Regions from separate parts of the Homo sapiens genome. Here region 1 is linked to region 2. Evidence: chromatin loops called from intact Hi-C (ENCODE). Cell type or tissue: IMR-90. All regions are shown on one strand. Each heading gives the region's core, and the rest is flanking DNA. Links, peaks and the distances in the headings are about the cores only.

Region 1 (5,680 bases), core at 725-4,724, 870 kb after region 2:
ATTCAGGGATGTGACCCAATTAGAGCCCACGAAAAGCAATGATACGTTTGATATGTTGACTGGGGTTGTCGAGAACAATACTGTTGCTTTATTCTACCACCCATGAACCTGGAAGCCACCTGGTGACATCTTTCTCTTACCAGAGAAAGGTGGAGATATTTTCTCTGCCCTGCCCCCGCAACCCCGCCACCCCCCTACAACCAAAAAAAAAGAAAAAGAAAAAAGAAATCTTAGCCTAGGTCAATCTCCCGAAGCATTTCCCCAATGTTTTCTGGTAGTTTCATGTCTTACATTTAAATCTTTAATCCATTTTGATTTGACTTTTGTATATGGTGAGAGATAGGGGTCTAGTTTTATTCTTCTGCATATAGATATCCAGTCTTCCAGCACCTTTTATTGACGAGACTGTCCTTTCCCAAATGTATGTCTTGGTGCCTTTGTTAAAAATGAGTTGACTGTAAATGTGTGAACTTGTTTCTGGAATCTCAATTCTGTTCCATTGGTCTACGTGGCTGTTTTTATGCCAGTATCATGCTATTTTGGTTACTATAGCCTTGTAGTATAATTTGAAGTCAAGTAATGTGATGCCTCCAGCTTAAGTCAATTTACATAGATTTTGTGTATTCGTTTGGATTTTCTTTTTAATCACTGAAAAAGTTCTGACTGATAAAACGTTTTAAAAAAGAACTTGGAGTTTTAGCTGGAAAATTAGCTCTATAGAAATAAACAGCGTTGTAATAAATTAGTAGGAAGTCTGGCTGAATTACCAAATCTAGTAGCCATATTGAGGGCAGTGATAGGCCTTTTCCATTCTTAACTGGTCAGTGTCATATTGAGGTCTATGGTCTCAATTAAACAGGGGTATAGTGGCTGGAGAACATTCAGAGGTGAGTGACTGGAGGTATGAATGGACTTTAATCATGTCACGTGAAGAATGGTTGAAGGAGATAAATGTGTCTACTCTGAAGATTATTCCAGGGGTCATGATAGTAGCCTTCAGATAGTTAAAGAGTTTTTTTAATTAAAAAAATTGTGCAGGAGGCTGAGGCAGGAGAATGGTGTGAATCCGGGAGGCGGAGCTTGCAGTGAGCCAACATCGCGCCACTGCACTCCAGCCTGGGCAACAGAGCGAGACTCTGTCTCAAAAAAAAAAAAAAAAAATGTGGTAAAAGATACATAAAATTTAAAATTTTAACCATTTAAGTGTACTTACAGTTCAATTGCATTATGTCCATTCACACTGTTGTGTAACCATCACTAAAACTCATCTTTTCATCTTCCAAATCTCTGTACTCATTAAACTGTAACTTCCCATTCTTTCCCATCCCCAGTCCCTGGAAACCACCATTCTGCTTTCTGTCTATGAATTTGACTACTAAAGGCACCTCATGTATGTGGAATCAATAACCGTTGTCCTTTCGTGACTGGCTTATTTCACTTAGCATAATGTCCTCAAGGTTCATCCATGTTGTAGAATGTGTCAGAATTATCTCCCTTTTTAAGATTTAATAATATTTAATTGTATGTATGCATCACATTTTGTTTATTCATTACCTGTCAGTGGACACTTGCGTTGTTCCCATCTTTTGGCTATTGTGAATAATGCTGCTGTGAACATGGGTCTACAAATCTTTTTGCATTCCTGCTTTTAATTCTTTTGGGTATATACTCAGAAGTGGAATTGCTAGATCATGTGATAATTCCATTTTTAATTTTTGAAGGAACCACCATACTGTCTTCCAAACGGCTGCACCATTTTGTATTTCCACCAAAGTGCACAAGAGTTTCAATTTCCCCATATCCTTGCTAACACTTATTATTTGTTGTTTGGGTTTTAAAAAAAATAATAGCCATCCTAATGATGGTGAAGTGGTATTTCATTGTGGTTTTGATTTGCATTTCTCTAATATTAGTGACAGTGAGCATTTTTCCAAGTGCTTATTGGCTATAGGCATATCTTTCAAGAAATGTCTATTCAAATCCTTTGCCCATTTTTAATTGAGTTGTTTGGCTTTTTGTTGCTGGGTTGTAGGAGTTCTTTATATATTCTGAATATTAAACCTTTATCAGGTATATGATTTGCAAATATTTTCTCTCATTCTGTGGGTTGCCTTTTCATTCTGTTGATAGTGTCCTTTGATGACAAAGCTTTTAATTTTGATGTAGTCTAATTTGTTGATTTTTTCTTCTGTTGTCTGTGCATTTGATGTCATAGCCAAGAAATCATTGCCAAATCCAGTGTCATGAAGCTTTTCCCTAGGCTTTTTTCTATGAGTTTTACAGTTTTAGGTCTTATGTTTGGGTCTTTGATCCATTTTGAGTTAACTTTTATATATGGTGTAAAGTAAGGGTCCAAATACATTTTTTTCCACATGGCTATCCTGTTTTTCCAACATCATTCATTGAAAATACTATTGTCTTAGTCTGTTTCCTGCTGCTATAACACAATACTATAGACTGGGTAATTTATAAATAAACTTATTTGGCTCATGGTTCTTGAGGCCAGGAAGTCCAAGGGCATGATGCCAACATGTGGTGAGGATGATCTCATGGCAGAAGGGTGAAAGGCAGAAGCGAGCATCTGAGACAGAAGAGGAAATCAGGCCAAACTCATTGTTTCTATCAGGCACCCATGCCAGAAGATATCTAACTCACTCCTAATATAACAGTATTAATCAATTCATCAGAGCAGAGCCCTCGTGCTCCAATCACCTCTAAAAAGCCTACCTCTTAATACTGGTACAATGACAGTTAAATTTCAACACAACTTTCAGTGGGAACATTCAAGTCATAGCAACTATTCTTTCCCTATTGAATGGTCTTGGCACTCTTGTGGAAAATCAGTTGACCATAAATGTATGGGATTATTTCTGGACTTTCAGTTCTATTCTACTGATCTATATGTCTGTCTGTATGCCAGTACCACACTGTTTTCATTACTGTAGCTTTGTAGTAAGTTTTGAAATCAGGAAGTGTGAAACCTCCAACTGTTCTTTTTGAAGATTGTTTTGGCTATTTTGGGGTCTCCTGAAATTCAATATGTATATTAGGATGATTTTTCTATTTCTGTAGAAAACATCATTGGGATTTTGACAGAGATTATATTGAATCTGTAGATTGCTTTGTGTAGTACTGGCATCTTAATAATATTAAGTTTTCTAATTCATGGAACATAAAATGTCTTTCCATTTACTGGTGTTTTCTTTAATTTCTTTCAGCAATGCTTTGTAGTTTTCAGTGTACCAGTCTTTTACCTCCTTGGTTATTCCTAAGTATTTTATTCTTTCTCATACTATTGTAAATAGAGTTGTTTTTCGAAGGGCTTTTATGCAAACAATTTTATGGTTAAATTGCTGTGTGAGACTCCAGTAGTTAGAAATAGCAGTGGGTGAGAGTGACAGAGAGACAGGTATTCTAATTATTATTAGAGCTTATAAAAATGGACCGAGTCACCTCAAGAAGTAGTGAGCTTCCTGTCACTGAAGATGACCTCTCTTGGCTAGATGACCACCAAACCTGTTTAGAAGGAATTTAGACATAAAGTGAAGCACAGTGTAGGGGGAAAAGGAAGACGTGTGAAGCAGAATAGCATGTACTTCAGAATTCCTTCTGGCCCTGCGATGTACACTAAACCACAGCACAACAAGGAAATAGGAAATGAAGGAGCTTCCCTAGAAGTTATTTAGAAAGAGCCAATCTAAGTTGCGGTCAATGCAAATAATTGGGCACAAACTTAGAAACTGTACAGAGAATTTCTATAGAAATGAGGAAGCATGATGTAGAAATAACAAGTACAAAGAAAAGTATGACTGATGGTCCTAATGGAATCTAAAATGAGAGCAGGAAAGTTTTTTTCTACTGACAATCAGAAACCCACTTATTAAGATGTCTAAAAGATCTACATAAACAAACAATACCTCAGTCCTTCCTTGTCTCCTTCCTATTGCTCCTCTCTCTCTCTCTCTCTTTCTCATCTATTTGTCATCTATGTTTCTTTCCACACTGCTTACATGAGGAGCATGTTTTGAATGGTCTTGCCTCTCTCACTGCTTTAAACAGATAGACTTCTGTACGGGTGCATAAAGAGAGATTCCAGAATACACACAGGGTGAGAGACTCTGAGGGTAGAAAATGGAAGAAACATGAAGAAATAGGAAGAAAGAAGCATGTGAAGACACGCAGATTATATTTTATTTAAAACTCTGCCGCTGCTGCCGGAGACTGATCTGGGCGGCAGTTGGCGGCCTCGGCTAGCGGCCAGGAGCCACTTCTGCGGGTGCCCAGAGAAGCAAAAGTCGCCGGTCCCATGTCGTCGCCCTCTCTGCCCCCCAGGAGGGGCAAGAGGGAGCCACGGCCGATGACAGAAATACACTTTCCGAGATGGCCTCTAAATCCTGGCTGAATTTTTTAACCTTCCTCTATGGATCGGCAATAGGGTTTATTTTATTTTCTCAGCTACTTAGTATTTTGTTGGGAGAAGAGGGTGACACCCAGACTAATGTTCTTCATAATGATCCTCATGCGAGGCATTCAGATGATAATGGACAGAATCATCTAGGAGGACAAATGAACTTCAATGCAGATTCTAGCCAACGTAAAGATGAGAACACAGACATCGCTGAAAACCTCTATTAGCAAGTTAAAATTCTTTGCTGGGTTATGACAGGCTCTCAAAACCTACAGAAAAAGGCCAAACATGTCAAAGCTACATGGGCCCAGCGTTGTCTAAAAGTATTTTTTATGAGTTCAGAAGAAAATAAAGACTTCCGTGCTGTGGGATTGAAAACCAAAGCAGGCAGAGATGAGCTATACTGGAAAACAATTAAACCTTTTCAGTATGTTCATGAACATCATTTAGAAGATGCTGATTGGTTTTTGAAAGCAGATGATGACACATATTTCATACTAGATAATTTGAGATGGCTTCTTTCAAAATATGATTCTAAAGAACACATTTATTTTAGGAGAAGATTTAAGCCCTTTGTAAAACAGGGCTGTATGAGTGGAGGAGCAGGATATTTACTAAGCAAAGAAAGCCTTGAAAAGATTTCTTGATGCATTTAAAACAGACAAGTGTCACATAGTTCCTCCACTGAAGACTTAGCACTGGGGAGATGCATGGAAATTATAAATGTAGAAGCAGGAGATTCCAGAGATCCCACTGGAAAAGAAACTTTTCATCCCTTTGTTTCAGAACACCATTTAATAAAGGTTATCTACCTAGAACCTTTTGGTACTGGAATTACAACTATTATCCTCCTGTAGAGGGTCCTGGTTGCTGTTCCGATCTTGCAGTTTCTTTTCACTATGTTGATTTTACAACTGTGTATGTGTTAGAATACCTCGTTTATCATCTTCATCCATATGGTTATTTATACAGATATCAAGCTACCTTACCTGAAAATATACTAAAGGAAATTAGTCAAGCAAACAAAAATGAAGGCACAAAAGTGAAGTCAGGAAACCCTTGAAAGAAAATCATGAATGAACAAAGGTAAAATGTCTAGCATTGCCCTGAAGAAGGACTTCTGCATTTCTGACATAGAGCACTGGAATCCCAGTGAGGAATTCTAAGTGAACATTCCATATAGAAATCTTTCACTTGAATGACTATAAACTGAAGCTTTAAATGAGCTGTGAAGTCTGTTAAAATGTGTTTTGATACAGTCATATAAAAATA
Region 2 (4,000 bases), core at 1-4,000:
TTGAGACATTGTCTCACTCTGTCACCCAGGCTGGAGTGCAGTGGTGTGATCACAGCTCACTGCCATCTCAGCCTCCCCAGGGTCAGGTGATTCTCCTGCCTCAATGTCTTGAGTAGCTGGGACTACAGGCGCGTGCCACCACGTATGCTAATTTTTGAGTTTTTTTGTAGTGAGTTTCTGCCGTATTGCCCAAGCTGGTCTTGAACTCCTGGGCTCAAGTGATCCACCCACTTCAGCCTCCCAAAGTGTTGGGATTACAGGTGTGAGCCACTGTGCCTGGCCAGGAACACTTCTATAAATAATAGCAACAAATGAATTGGGCTAGTTTACTTTATACTTTCTATTGTGTAATGGTTTATAACCAGCTTATGTTTTGAAGTGGTGACAGTGCTTGGTAGAGGCACTTTTTATTCAAAATAGTTATTGGAACTAAGCTGACATAATTATTTGAATAATCACTCGGCAGTCTGTTCTGTATCTGTAATAAAAGATGTTAACTGGTCATTTTTAATTTTCAGCATATATTTGCATAATGTGAAAACATTTCTATGTATTCTTAATAGCCAAAGTTTTTCCTATTTGGAATACTGATGATTGGACAGTGTCATTTTCCTTAACAGTGCAATGTGAGGCTTATTATCAAATTATAGAAAAGTAATTTGTTTTTGTGTAACTTTAAACAATTCTTTTTAAGTTTGGCAGACCTGATGCCCAGAGTCAAGGTACAATCAGTTGAAACTGTTGAAGGGTGTACACATGAGGTAAGCACAAACAGCATACAGAAGGTTAGTGTTACAAATGGGATTTTTCTTTGGACTATCTAGTATGATGATCAGCAAACAGTTTAGCCATGAGGACCTTGGAAACAATAAATAGTTTCCATGGGGTACCTAGTGGAAGAGTTGGGGCTTTGTAATTAAACTTGGGTTCAGATCCTCCCCCAGCATTTTTCTTAACTATAATCTTGGGTAAATTTCTTATTTTAACTTTTTTTTTTTTTTTTTTTTTTTTTTTTTTTTTTTTTTTTAAGGCAGAGGTTCGCTGTTGTCGACCAGGCTGGAGTGCAATGGCGCAATCTCGGCTTACTGCAACCTCCGCCTCCCGGGTTCAAGCAATTCTCCTGCCTCAGCCTCCTGGGTAGCTGGGATTACAGGCGTGCGCCACCATGCCCGGCTAATTTTTGTATTTTTAGTAGAGATGGGGTTTCACTATGTTGGCCAGGCTGGTCTCAAACTCCTGACCTCGTGATCCACCTGCCTCAGCCTACCAAAGTGCTGGGATTACAGGCATGAGCCACTGCGCCGGGCCAATCTTGGGTAAATTTCTTAACCTCTTTGTTTATTTAAAAACATTGTTTTTTTGTAGTTTTTAAATTTGCAATAAAGGGATCTACCTTGTGGTGTGGTTGTGAGGATTATAGAAGTAAATTAGGTAAAGTACCTAGCACAGAGTAGGTGTTTAGAGCATTCATACTCCTAAAGTTAAGTAACAGTGCTATTTTTGAAGGTTACATGCTATTTCATGTCTTGCTCCAATGACTGATAAATTGCAGTTTCTTTGTTCTGCCACAAGATGGTGGTCAGAGATAGCTTGTATCCATTTAGAAGTGAGAATTTATACACATTAGGGACATGATGGAACTATAACACTATTTCCTTCTCAAAATTTTTTATTATAAACATTATAGCAAGTTATTTTTAGAGGTAATTGGAGAATCTCATTAAAAGTCTGTTGAATAAGCAGAGTAATCCAAATTAACAAAAAGACTTTCAATGTAGGTTTAGAACCTTATCTTTTTTTTTTTTAACTTCAGATTCAGGAGGTGGTACATATGCAAGTTTGATTTTTTCAGGAGGTGGTACATATATGCAAGTGTTGTTTTTTTGGGGGGGTTTTTTTTTGTTTTTTTTTTTTTTAAGAGTCTCACTATGTCATCCAGGCTGGAGTGCAGTGATGTGATCTCGGCTCACTGCAACCTCCACGTCCCAGGCTCAAGCAATCCTTCTGTCTCAGCCTCCCAAGCAGCTGGGATTACAGGTGCGTGCCACCACGCTTGGCTAATTTTTTTTTTTTAATTTTTTTTTTTATTTTTAGTAGAGACTGGGTTTCACCATGTTGGTCAGGCTGGTCTCAAACTCCTGACTTCAAGTGATCCAGCCATCTTGGCCTCCCAAAGTGCTGGGATTACAGGCATGAGGCACTGTGCCTAGCCATGTGCAGGTTTGTTACATGGGTATATCGTGTAATGCTGAGGTTTGGGCTTCAGTTGAACCCGTCACCCAAATAGTGAACATACTACCCAGTAGGTATTAAATAGTTTTTCAACCCTTTCCCACTTCACTTCCTGCTGTTGGAGTCCTCAGTGTCTGTTGTTCTTATCTTTATGTCCATGTGTACCCTATGTTTAGCTCTCACTAAACGTAGTGAGAATATGCGGTATTTGATTTTCTGTTTCTGCGTTAAATCAGGATGATGGCCTCCAGCTGCATCCATGTTACTGCAAAGGACATGATTTCTAGAAATTTATCTTTTAAAATATTTTTCTACTGAAAGTCTCTTATGTTTCTTTAGAGGTAGTACATAGTGTCTGACAGGTGTGATGTCCATTTGATTATTCAAGATATGTTAGACCCTATTCAGTTATCTGGGCTTATAAAAGATGGAAAAACATAAACATGGCTGGGCACAGTGGCTCACGTCTATAATCCCAGCACTTTGGGAGGGCGAGGCAGGCGGATTGCCTGAGGTCAGGAGTTTGAGACCAGTCTGGCCAGCATGGTGAAACCCCGTCTCTACTAAAAATACAAAAAAAATTAACCAGGCATGGTGGCATGTGCCTGTAATCCCAGCTACTCAGGAGGCTGAGGCAGGGGAATTGCTTGAACCAGGGAGGTGGAGGTTGCAGTGAGCTGAGATCACGCCACTGTACTCCAGCCTGGGTGACAGAGTGAGACTCTGTCTCAAAAAAAGAAAAAAGAAAAGAAAAAAGAAATACAAACTCTATTCTCAGGAGGTCAAAAGCCCCTTCTGTGCTCCATGATTATCTTCAAGCCCACCTTTCTGTCACTTCTTCCCACTTTCTCAGCAGGGTGACTTTTCCTCTTCACAGGCTTGAGGATATCAAGTTGAAATGTCCTCTGATTATAACCTCCATCACCAAGGCTATTTGTACGTGTCACATTCCCCTTCCAGACTAAGGATGGTTGTTCTGCCAGTATTCTTGGTTGTGTCTTATCCTATCTCCACAAAGACTTTATTTATTTATTTTTAATTATTATACTTTAAGTTCTGGGGTACATGTGCAGAACATGCAGTTTTGTTACATGGGTATACACCTGCCATGGTGGTTTGCTGCACCCATCATCCTGTCAGCCTTCATTAGGTATTTCTCCTAATGCTATCCCTCCCCTAGCCCCCCACCTCTCTACAGGCCCCGGTTTGTGATGTTCCCTGCCCTGTGTCCATGTGTTCTCATTGTTCAACTCCCACTTACGAGTGAGAACATGGCAGTGTTTGGTTTTGTGTTGTTGTGATAGTTTGCTGAGAATGAGTTTCCAGCTTCATCCATATCCCTGCAAAGGACATGAACTCATCAACTTTTATGGCTGCATAGTATTCCATGGTGTATATGTGCCACATTTTCTTTATCCAGTCTATCACTGATGGACATTTGGGTTGGTTCCAAGTCTTTGCTATTGTGAATAGTGCTGCAATGAATATACGTATGCATGTGTCTTTGTAGTAGAAAGATTTATAATCCTTTGGGTATATACCCAGTAATGGGATCCTGGGTCAAATGGTATTTCTAGTTGTAGATCCTTGAGGAATCGCCACACTGCACAAAGACTTTATTAATTTCCTTTTCCCTTAACTATTTCTAGAGTCTCTTTTTTTCTAATTGCCATTCCCTGTCAGCATATGAGCATTCAAAAGTTTCTCTTTCTGTTCTATGTTGTTTTCTACCCACTGTGTTGTTATTCTTCTGTTTTGTAGTAGTTTC

The links. A loop is a pair of places that touch in the nucleus more often than their neighbours do. Peaks named below come from ENCODE experiments on the same cell type or tissue, not always from the same donor. Only the 100,000 strongest peaks of a DNase experiment are listed, where the experiment ranks them.
Region 1: it touches region 2 in a loop (4-fold over the local background); 4 of 110 quality-filtered maps call a loop at or near these places.

The regions. Positions count from the first base shown.
Region 1 is chr5:56,188,168-56,193,847 of GRCh38, forward strand. The region is part of intron 2 of ANKRD55 (ankyrin repeat domain 55); the gene reads right to left. It also overlaps the pseudogene C1GALT1P2. Among named protein-coding and RNA genes, the nearest start is that of ANKRD55, 42 kb to the right of the region's middle. In IMR-90, for the core only: no CTCF peak of the experiment used is centred there; a DNase peak (open chromatin) is centred at 2,534.
Region 2 is chr5:55,323,438-55,327,437 of GRCh38, forward strand. MTREX (Mtr4 exosome RNA helicase) reads left to right here. Exons shown (of 27, transcript NM_015360.5): 3 at 695-761. All of the region lies in intron 1 of LOC124900979 (a long non-coding RNA gene), which reads right to left. Among named protein-coding and RNA genes, the nearest start is that of MTREX, 17 kb to the left of the region's middle. In IMR-90, for the core only: a CTCF peak has its summit at 1,574 (motif pointing right); no DNase peak of the experiment used is centred there.